Regions from separate parts of the Homo sapiens genome. Here region 2 is linked to region 1. The links are chromatin contacts, found by Hi-C in ENCODE. All regions are on one chromosome and are shown on one strand. Each heading gives the region's core, a stretch centred on a gene start or an enhancer-like site at or near the end of the contact. The rest is flanking DNA. Distances are from core to core; before and after follow the strand shown. Region 1 overlaps AKR1E2 (aldo-keto reductase family 1 member E2). Region 2 holds the start of FBH1 (F-box DNA helicase 1).

What was found. Hi-C counts contacts between places; a loop is a spot of excess contacts on that map. Pooled maps may share reads with other maps.
Region 2: a loop to region 1 is called in a pooled map, with 2.8 times the contacts of the local background. The contact joins the promoter of FBH1 here to the enhancer-like site in region 1. A Hi-C loop is called at or near these places in 4 of 50 pooled maps.

What each region holds. Positions count from the first base shown.
Region 1 is chr10:4,845,716-4,851,324 of GRCh38, forward strand. AKR1E2 (aldo-keto reductase family 1 member E2) reads left to right here. Exons shown (of 10, transcript NM_001040177.3): 9 at 1,433-1,515; 10 at 1,773-2,347. The coding sequence ends at 1,815. Among named protein-coding and RNA genes, the nearest start is that of AKR1E2, 22 kb to the left of the region's middle. RefSeq lists an enhancer at 3,982-4,276. Within about 2 kb of position 2,161, at least 4 of the 41 ENCODE cell types and tissues checked have a DNase peak (open chromatin) inside an H3K27ac peak, as active enhancers do.
Region 2 is chr10:5,888,039-5,893,647 of GRCh38, forward strand. FBH1 (F-box DNA helicase 1) reads left to right here and starts at 2,205. Exons shown (of 21, transcript NM_178150.3): 1 at 2,205-2,308. The coding sequence starts at 2,308. It overlaps ANKRD16 (ankyrin repeat domain 16), which reads right to left and starts at 1,855. Exons shown (of 8, transcript NM_019046.3): 1 at 1,003-1,855; 2 at 1-29. The coding sequence starts at 1,316. RefSeq lists silencers at 1,138-1,417, 1,428-1,537, 1,678-2,397, 2,588-2,637.

The sequences.
Region 1 (5,609 bases), core at 911-3,410:
GCAAAAGTGAATGTGACACGGGGACCTTGGGCCCAGCTGAGATGCCCCCATTCCTCTGTTAGGTCTGCTACACACTGAGGGGAAATGCCATCCTCAGGCAGTGAGACAGGACCAGGCTGACGTGAGACCTGAGGGCCAAAGCCGAAGTGATCTGATGGCTGAGGACAGACAGCAGCGGCGGGTTAGGAGGGGCCGGAGGAAGTGCTTATGCTGTCAGGAGGAGGTGGGAGCCAGGTCCACAAGACTCACCAGGGAGGAGAAAGGCATCCAGTGCAGGGGGCTGCCCCGGCCCGCCCCCTGTGGCCCCAGTGCCGCTCAGAACTGCTGCTGCAAGGCTGCCTACCCTTTATAAGGAGTCTTCTAGAACTGCTTGCTGTTCCCCTTAAACCCAAGAATCCGCCTACCCCGGCCCCAGCACTCCCCACTACCTCCAGATGACACGCTGAGGCTACTTTCTCCTGCCCTCAGGAGGGGAAGGCTCTTGTGGGGAAGAGCCTGGGGTGCTCCAGGTCCTTGCATTGGAATCACTCAGTGCACCCCTCCTCCCGCCGCAAGACAGCCACTCTGCCAGGCCGGGGTGGATGCTGATGCTGTGGCCATGGGTCCTGTTCCTCAGTGTGTGGGGACAACAAAAGGGGAGGGAAGGGCTGAGAAGAATACTATTTTCAAGGAAGAAAAATGGATCACTCAGAAAATGTACTCTGTGATATGGGTACTGTTAGAGTTCATAGTCCCAGGGCCAAGTGGGTCCCTAGTTGGCAGGTGTATGGAACAAATTGTTTTGTTGGGGTTTTGAGGGGTAGCAGAGTCAGTGGGAAAAATTCTGTGCCATCCTTTTTTTTTTTTTTGAGATGGAGTCTCACTCTGTCATCCAAGCTGGAGTGCAGTGGTGCGATCTCGGCTCACTGCAACCTCCACCTCCTGGGTTCAAGCGGTTCTCCTGCCTCAGCCTCCTGAATAGCTGGGACTAGAGGCATATGCCACCATGTCCGGCTAATTTTTAAATTTTTAGTAGAGATGGGGTTTCACCATATTGGCCAGGCTGGTCTCAAACTCCTGACCTCGTGGTCTGCCCATCTTGGCCTCCCAAAGTGCTGGGATTACAGGCGTGAACCACCGCGCCCAGCCGCTATAACTTTTAACAATTCCCATATGTCCTTTATTCCACTAAGATGAGTGCAGTATATATTTCCATCTGTCCAAGGCTTCCTAAATGTAGCCAAGGCCAAGCCAACACCAGTCACATGATCAAAATCAAAGGGCATTTGGGGAATCCAGGCTGTGATTCAGGGAAGTTCCAAGTGTCTGATGAAGTGTTTGTTTTACATCTTTGTGTCCCTTGCAGGTCTAGCACTGTGCTATGTAGGTAACATGTGCTCCATTAAATGTGAATTAAACTAAGTTTTCTACAAACATTGTGTTTTGGTTCCAGGTGTTTGATTTTGAATTAACACAGCACGATATGGATAACATCCTCAGCCTAAACAGGAATCTCCGACTGGCCATGTTCCCCATGTAAATATGGCTCCTTCTTTTTAAAACAGAGGGAAGAATATACAGATTGAATGATTGGTGTCTGAATAGGTATTTATCATACACATTTTAGATTAATTAAACTTTCTCATTATAATTCTTTCCTGTTTGAAGATGAGCCACTGAATGAAGCTAATTTCATGCACTGGGGAGTTTAAAAGTATATACCATTTAAAATGTTTCTCTTAAAAAATAATCATTCTTTGTTCCTATTTTTGATTTGTTTTTCTGTTTTTCAGAACTAAAAATCACAAAGACTATCCTTTCCACATAGAATACTGAGGACGCTTCCCCTTCCTTGTTTCTGCTCAGCCCAGATGCACAGACACTATTGGCAATGTTGACCCTCCTCTGTCATCACAGCGCCAGGGCAGCTGTGCCTGGGACAGGAGCCACACAGTCAGAGGGGGATGTAAGAGCCACCTTCTCTGACAAATCTGGAGAATTGAGTGTGTTCTAAGTGAAGGCAATGGGGTTTCTCCAAGACAGCCTGTGTGGCCTCTACTCTGAACAAATACACTGATGAGTCATCAGTGAAATTTGCCTTCACATTTTAAGAAAACTTTATCTTATGGAGTTATTTAAGCCATCTACAGAGCTGAGGAAACAGTGTAATGTGTCTCTGCCCCATTGCGCAGCTCCACCCATTGTGCCCCAGGCCAGCCCGCGTCACCTACACTTCCTTCTGTGCCCTGCCAGTGACCCCCAGGTTATTCTAAAGCAGAGTCCTTCCCTTCCCCCAGTGAGAAGGAAAATGGGATAAGTCTGGGACACTGTTTCAGTTCAATAAAGAGGCTTTTTTCTTCCTTAAAAATCTGAATTTTAATTTCTTTTTTTTTTTTTTTTTGAGACAGAGTCTCACTATGTCACCCAGGCTGGAGTATAGTCAAGTGATCTCAGCTCACTGCAACCTCCGCCTCCTGGGCTTAAGTGATCCTCCTGCCTCAGCCCCCCAAGTAGCTGGTTAATTCCTAAATACTAGTTTTTAATACGGTCTTCTGATAAGTCAGATTATACCTGGGGAACCCCCATAGCGGAGATGAAATACAGCTCACTTTCTCACATCTGCTCATTCAGCCTGTTTAGATTCATGTATCAGAAGGAGGCCCTGCAGAGCATGGTGTTCACGCCCAGGCGTTGGTAGAGGGTGTGGGTTAATGGACTTCCTGTGGTCCAGACGCCATGATCCCTGTCTTTGCTGTCTGCTCAGTGAATCTGGCCTAGCTCCTGTGCCCTGGGATTCATACCGGATCTCCAGGGATATAACTTCTCAACTCACAGGCCCTTGGCTCCTATTCAAAATGAGTTAAGCCAGAAAGAAATTGATGTCTACTCCATGGTCTCTTCCCGCTTCTTGTGTCCCCCACATCAGCCTCCAAACAAGCCTCTCATTTCCTCCTCCCTCTGCATCAGGTTCAGGGAAGATATGGAGGTGTTGCCCAGTGGCTGAAGGGGACTGTTTGGGGACAGTTCCCCTCCACATCACTTCCCATTTTCACTCTATCACAAGCAGGCCAGCTGAGTCAGAGGTGTGGGTTCTGCAGATAAAAGTTGTGCTTTTCTAGCTCTGTGATCCTGAGCAGACTGCCTCACCTCCCAGCCTTCAGTGTCCTTGTCCACTCAGTGGAGGAATTGCAGCACCTCCCGGTTGTGGAGACAGCATCTGGCCCAAGTTATGTTCTAGGAAGAATGCATTGTTACTGCGACCAGTATCATTGCCATTGCCTCATTCCTCAGTTTCTCATCCACCTCCCTGCCCAGCCTTCCAGATGTGCAGGGATGTGTAGAAACCTTCTAGCTTGGCCTCAAGAGAGGACTTTGCTGCGGGTGTCACCAAAACGAAAAGACATGACTGGTGCAAGAGCTTCATGGGAGCCTCGCCCTAGTGGGGGTAGGATTGAGGGTGGGGTGTCATGGTTTGACCAAATTTCCAGGGAGAGTTTAATCAGAAGACTGTTTACAAAGGACTGAGGAAATGGGAGAGTCTCTTGACCTTCCTACGATCAGGCCCTGTCCACCACCATGGACCTTTAATTTTTCCATGTTCGTGACTCCTTATCATTCATTAGCTGTGTGACTTTGTGCAAATTACTTAACCTTTTAAACCTTTAAACTCTTTGTCACTGTCTACCTAGAGGTGTTAGGATTCAGTGGCATAGTGCCATGCAGCAGGTGACACAGTCATCTGCATGTAGCACTCTTGTGAACACATGCGTGTGTAGGTGTGTGACTTGTATTTTATCTCCCACAGAGTCAAAAATCTAACTGCTATTTTGTGAATTTTCCTTGTCACTTATACTTAAACCATTGTTCATTGACCTTAAAAGTAGAGAGTAGAATGGTGGTTACCAGAGGCTGGGGAGGGCAGGGGTGGATGGCTGATGAGGAGAGGTTGGTCAGCAAGGACACAGTTGCAGTTGGGAGGAATGAGTCTCAGCGCTCCATTGCACAGTAGCGTGAGTTGGTTAACAGTAATACGTCAGGTGTCTCACGATAGCTGGCCAATGAGGATCCACTACGTTATTTGCATTTCATGGATTTACTTCCAGCCGGCATGAAAACTGAGTGAAGCTGGCCACCAGGTGGCGCTGGGAAGCACTTAATGGTCCAGTGCATCTGCGGCTCTTAACAGGAGATGGCAGCCTTTTACTGTCTTTGATTTTAAGACCTCTTCAACTTTGTACAATCACAGTGAGGAAGGAAACAATGGATAGCAAAAATAGGCAAACACTGGGCAACTGCAAAGCTTAAAAAGTTTCACAGAAGTTACGCAGCCTCGTTCTTGAGCAGTATTTCCCAGTTCCCTTTTCAGATGGTAATTGATAACCCGGCCCCTCTTGTCTGTTCATTCTGAGTGGAGCTGACAAGCCCTCCCCTTCTTTGGTTCCCTGCTTTTCTCTAGGGAATGTGACTTCTGTGTAAGTTCTTCCCCACTCTGGGGCCTGGAGACCAAGGTCCACAGAGGAGGTGTAAACGTGTGCCCTTAAGGGACCCTCTGCGTCAAATGATTGTGGGCATCTCTCCTGACTTTAAGACTGGGAGATACTCAGATACTCGTTTCAGTAGCTGCTTCTCCTCATTGGCACTTTCGTATTTTATTTGAATGGAAAATCCAAGGATAAGTGGTAATCAAAGGCTTAAAAAGCTGGAAACAGATTCGGGAGGTGTGGATGGGCATCAAATGGGCATCAAGGAGCAAGAGACCTTGGGGAGGATGGCAGGGCCTCGCTGACTGATGGCAGTTTATGTTTGATTGTTTTGAGAAACTGCCAACTGTTTCCCAAAGTGCACAGGCTTACAGTCGCATCAGCAATGTGCGAGGTTCCGGTTTCTCCACACCCTCGCCAGCATTAGTTTTGGTCTGCCCCTGTTGTTGTTACAGCTGTTTTAGTGGGTGTTCAATGGTGTCTCATTGTGGATTTCATTACAATTCCTTACTGCCTAATGATCTGAGCATCTTTTCATGTGCTTATTGGCCATTTGTATGTCTTTGGTGAAATCCCCCATGGCATTCCTATGAGTTCACTGTGGGTGCCGCAGGGTGACTATGTGCACAATCTTGGAACTGTGCATTTAGACACTATTTATTAGTTCCCAACTTTAATCAATGATAAAATTCGCATTTTAGCACGTTTATTTCTCCATCTTTTCTCTTTCTTCCATTTCTCCTTTTCTTCACACAGACATCTAATATGCACCTTAAACTTTATGTGTCTAAAACAATGCTTCAAGCTCAACCCCAGCTCTCCAACAAGCTTTCTTTATTGTTATTCCTTAGTTATAAAGATGAGGGAGACTTGGTCTTGCCCTTAAACACCCAAGTTGAAATGGGAGAGGCACGCATGTGGAGGCGATCACAGAACAGTGACATGTGATGCGACCAGCTCTGGCTGGGTTTGGGCACATTTTCATTTTATATCATGAAATTGATCAAGACCCTGTGTCTTCATTGTGTTCCTTTTTCTTGTTATGCAGCATATTTTCACAGGACTGAATTCTTTTACGTATCCATACACTGGGGCAAATCAACTATCCAGACCTAGGTTAGCAACATTAGATGATGTGACATCCACCAT
Region 2 (5,609 bases), core at 955-3,454, 1.0 Mb after region 1:
TCCTTGTGCAGGCCATCATCAGAGGAGTCCTAAGGCCAACCAGGAGAAGCTGTCAGATGGAGGCAGCTGAGACATTAGAAGCCAGGGGCCAGGTCTTCAAAACACACACATCCTTGGCACAGATGGAAAACCTAGAGGATTCAGGGGTCTGGCAGGCAGGAAAACAGCTTTGACCGGCAACCTCTGTGCCTTCTGTGAGGACCCTGGGAGAAATAATAAGGGGAAAATGATTGTAACGAACGTGTACCTAGAGGAGAGGGTGCCTGGGAGACAAAGCAGCTTATAAGCTAGTTCACAGGATAGCAGTGAATTGGAGCAGAGCTAAGAAAACCCACAGACAACCCTCAACACATAACGAAGTCTATTCCCCTGCCCCAGTGGGGAAGATGTACTTCCCTATGTTCCTAAAGATGTTCACGCCCTCTAACGAACCTGACCTAGTGAGTACTAAAATCAGTGTCAATCTAACAAACGAAATGCAATTGGCTTGTGTGATGGTGGAGCAGAGTATCTCTGACTGTGGTGGTTATGCAAGGCTGCACGTATGTGATACAACTGCACTGTGCTCTACACACACGAGCGCGTGTATAACTCAGGAATTCTGGATATTGATTGGAGCAATGCCACTTGAAACAATGCATTGGTGCAGAAGTAACTTAGCTAAATGTCCCCAGAACATCGCATCCGGAGGCTATCTGTATAGTGCACACACTTCATTGTTTGGTAACATTCTCTTTGGTTATATTCTACACTATTCCGTGCTCTAGAAAGGGAGGTGACTGCCCCGACCAGTTAACCCACAAGGGCAGGAACGAGGGACTCTGCAGGTCATCTGCGTTATAAGGGAAAGTTGGGCAGGAGGTCCCTGCCGCTGAGCAGGCCTGGGGTGAGAACTAGGAGCTGAGAACAGCTACGGTGTCCAAGGGGACGGAGAAGCACAGGGAACTCGCTACGACTCTGCGAGTAGAGGGGAGGCGGGGTGTCTTTCCGCTCCACACCTACCAGTCGGCCTTCTTCAGGCAGTCGACCGCTGCCCCCCGGCCCAGCAGGTAGCGCACGCAGTCTCGGTGGCCCATGGAGGCCGCCTCGTGCAGAGGCCGCTTGTAGTCTCGGTTGGTGGCCTCGATGTCCATGCCCCAGGCCTCGGCCAGATAGGCCAGCACGTCCCGATGCCCGTGGCGCGCGGCGCAGTGCAGGAGGGTATCCCCGGCCGGCCCCGGGCAGCCCCCGGCCGCCTGCAGCTCCTCCTTCAGGGCGCGCAGCCGGCCCTCCTGCACCAGCCTGCAGAGGCGCCGCGGGTCCCCGGGCTGGGCCATCGCCGCGGGTCGGGCCGGGCTGCGCGGGGAGGCGGCGGGCGGGACACCGGCGGCCGGGCAGGGAGAAGCCGAGGGCGAGTGGGACTTTCCGCCTCTTCACGCAACCTGCCCCGCGCGCCCCGAACCCGGCAGAACCGCCCCTCACGCCCCCGGCTTTGTCCCCGGCAGAGCCGCCTCCTCAAACCCCCGGCCTAGTCCGCAGGCGGGCTGCCCCCTCACAGCCCCGGCCTGCCCCGCGTGGGAGAAGCCGCGGTTCCGGGCACGGGGCGGTTTTTCCTCAGGGACGGAGCGGTCCGGGATGAGCACGGAGGGGCCTGGGGATCCGAGAGCGCTGGCGTCCGCCGTCCTGGAGCTGCAGCGGCCCGTACGTGATTCGGGACTGAACACGTAAGGGAGTGGGGCGCGCCGCTACACCGCAAAGCCCCAAAGTGGAGGGTCCGGGAGGGCGCGCACAGCCTCGCCCGGCGCCGTGCAGGGTGGCTCCTGAGGCAGCCAGGCCCAAGCGTGACCTGCCCCGCACGCGTCCTCAGGGCCGCCCCAGCCTCCAGCCCCTGGGGGCCGGCGTTCCTGGGCTCCGCCCCCGTCCCCGCCCCTCGACCGCCGCTGCTCCGCGGGGACTCGGGGAGCTCGAAGGAACTCTGGGAAAGTTTCCCGCTCCGCCCCGGCCCGAGCGGAAGCGCGGATGGGGCGTGGCCCGGTAGCTGTGGCCGCGCCCCCACCGATTGCGCATTTCGATTGGCGTTAGTGGCCGTCCGTCAGCACGCCCCCTCCGGTCTCGCGTCCCGATTGGTCGCGGGGGCCGTCAGTCCGGCTCCGGCGGCGGGCGCTTCCCGGGGCTGCGGCGGGGCGGAGCTCGCGGAGGAAGTCGGCGGGCGTCTCGGGCTCCAGGTCCCGGCCAGAGGAGGAGCTCGCTGCCGGGGGACGCTGGGCTGAGCGGCCGGCGGCGCGGGCCCGGCGGCGGCGGCAGCGGGGTCCGGGTCCGGAGCGCCACAGTGCGTGAGGCCGCAGACGTGGCAGGGAGTGTGGGAGGGGCTCCGCCGTGTGGAAAACTTAACCTCCGGGGTCCTGCGCGGGGGGTCCGGGCCCGGGGTGGGGCAGCGGGGGCCCCGGGGGCGCGAGGCTGGGCTCGGGCAAGCGCGGGCGTGGGGGCTCGGCCGTCCGGGCCGTGGGCAGGTGGAGGGCGCGGCGGGGGTGCGCGGGGGAGGCCAGGGCGCTCACTGAACTCGGTCGGGAGCGGCCCCCGCGCTGCCCCCCGAGGCCAGGAAGGCGCAGCGTGTGGGTCCTCGGGGCTGAAGGGGCAAGCGCGGGGACGTGGCCTCGGCTGCTAGGAGGCCAGGCTTTCCCGTCTACTCTGACGTTTTGACCTTGGGCAAGTCATTTTTCGCTGCCCTCTGCCCCTGTGTCATCGGTAGCTTCTCTGCCCCTCCTCTGAGCATGGGAAGCCTAAGGCGATGTGGGAGGCCTGGCGCTGGTGGAGGGCACGGCGAGAGCTGGGCAGGCTGTGGGTGATGGAAGAGATCAGTAGGTGTTGGGTTCCTTACCCGATCTGATTAGGTGCCAGTCACTTAACCTCTCCATGTTTTCGATTCCTTTAGGGAGTAGAATGGGAGTAGCTCCTATTTGCCAGGCCTAAAAACGAGTGCCGTTTACATTTTTTATTGCAGTCTGTGGTCCGAAGACAACCCTATGAGGCATCAGTAGGGTTTTACAGGTGGGGAAGTGGAGGCCTAACCAAGTCAGTGACTTTCTTACAGAATTACAGGTAATAAAGTCTTCTGGAAGGCAGGATGGTAGCATGTGTTGAGTGTCCGCCAGCGTCTGCCGCTGTGGTAAAATGAGCGGAGATAAATGAAAAGACTTCTGGAATGGGCCCATGAAGATAAGTCCGTTTTACTCATGAGCAGATTGAGTTTGGTTAAGGTAACAGTGATGTGGATAGCCTCTGGAGACAGAACTAGTCCAAGTACCAGCTTTGCTCAGGTTATTGTTCTGTCGTGCCTTGTCACTCCAGCAAAAGAAAAAAAGGAAGGCATAAAAGTTGTTTGAAATGCACAAAAGTGTAGGGCGTGCCAAGCAGTGTTCTGCTGCCGTTGAAGTTAGTGCAAATTGGAAGTTGAGGCATCTGGTAGCTTCATGCTTTTTGCTTTTACCCCTGCCCCTCTCCCAGTTTCAGATGACTATCTTCTCTTGCATTATGTCTCTAGTTTCCCTGTTTTTTAAACATAATTGGGACACACGGGTTCACAGTAGGTTGGAATATATATATATATTTTGAGACAGAGTCTCGCTCTGTTGCTCCGGGTGGAGTGCAGTGGCACGATCTCGGCTCACTGCAACCTCCCCCTCCCGGGTTCAAGCAATTCTCCTGCCTCAGCCTCCCGAGTAGCTGGGATTACAGGCGTGTGCCACCATGCTCGGCTAATTTTTTTGTATTTTTAGTAGAGACGGGGTTTCACCATGTTGGCCAGGCTGGTCTTTAAACTCCTGGCCTCAAGTAATTCACCCAGCTCGGCCTCCCAAATGCTGGGATTACAGGCGTGAGCCACCGTGCCTAGCCAGGTTGGAATATTTGAACCCAGGATAATTGGTTACTTCATTGGTGTTGCACATTCGATTCTGCCTCTTGTGTCTTCTCTATGAACCTTCTTTGCTCTGTATCCCCCTTTGGATAACTAAATGATAATGTATGTGAATCTGTCCCGCAGCTCCTGTGATTTTCTGGGCAAAAGCTTGGTCTAGAGGGGCGGGATCTGAACAGTAAGCTAATGGATGGAGCTGTTTCCTGGGTCTTGCTGTTTTCCGGTTGGGCTGCTCATTTCTTTCGTGCAGACTTTTGGAGGTTGTGGTCTGGCCTTTACAGTCACGTCACATGTAGTCGTCATTGGCACCGACTTGCTCCTTGGCTGCCCTTCCTTTTCCTCCTGTTTTTCATGGGTATGCTGTTGAGCATGCCCATTGGTACACTGATCATTTGACAGGTTTCGTGATTTGTGAGTGTGTGTAGACACCACTATTGGTATTAGATTTAGAATTCTAATTTTGGGTTTGTTGACATCATCTTTTTGCTGCTTATCTCATTCCTCTATCCCTCCTAGGCTGATTTTATTTGGAAACTGAATTTGGATTCCATCTTTGCCTTTCTGGCTGTGAAATTACCTACTTTTAGAAAGCATCTCAAATCTTATATCTGTAACTGTCATTCACATGCCTTTTGAAGACCAGTCTCAGATTTCAGAGGACCTCCTGGAGCATAAACATGGTATTCCACAGATAACTTAAAGCCAGAAATTATTTTTAAAACTAGGACTTTCAGCCTCCCTCTCACTCCGGGGGAAAAAGTGATTAAAACACAAACACTGTTTCTCTTTTATTCCTTAACATGGTTAATGACATTAACATCTCTTTGAATGTTCTACTAGAAATGCCAGTTATCCTTGTTGCTCTTTATCTTTTATCTTTCTGTCTTGTCAAACAAAGCCATGTTCTTATGCACCTGCAGGGTCTGCTACTCTCAGGCCTTTGCCAATTCTCACATAGGTTGATATGGTGGCTTTCTGAGTTGTTTTCCTGACAATCTCCATGTCTCTCCACCTTCTATCCTCTCTCCCGAGTCACTGTCCTAAAGTGTAAATTTGATTGTGTAATGACCCTGCTTTAAAAATTGGATGAGGCCGGGCGCGGTGGCTGACGCCTGTAATCCTACCACTTTGGGAGGCCGAGGCAGGTGTATTGCCTGAGCTCAGGAGTTCTAGACCAGCCTGGGCAACACGGTGAAATCCTATCTCTACTAAAATACAAAAAATTAGCTGGCTGTGGCGGTGTGCACCTGTAGTCCCAGCTACTCGGAAGACTGAGGCAGGAGAATCACTTGAACCTGGGAGGCGGAGGTTGCAATGAGCCGAGACTGTGCCATTGTACCCCAGCCTGGACCACAGACAGAGTGAGACTCTGTCTGAAAACAAAAAACAAACAAACAAACAAAATTGGATGATACCTTGAAGCCCCTACCTGATAAAGTCCAATTTCTTTTTTTGAAGCCCAATTTCTTTATCATTATGTGTAAGGACCTTTGTAGTCTGTGGCTCCAAATTCCTTTTCCAGCCTTATCTCCTGTCATTCCTCATCAGGGAACCTCTTGTTTTGATGAAGCCCAGCTTTCCTGCCACTCTAGTGCATTGTTAATGCCTCTGTATTTTTGCACACATTGTTTCCTTCCGCCTTACTGAATCCCATGATTCTTTCAAGACTCAACTCTTCGTGAAGCCTTTTTCAACTTGCCTAACTCTATTTATG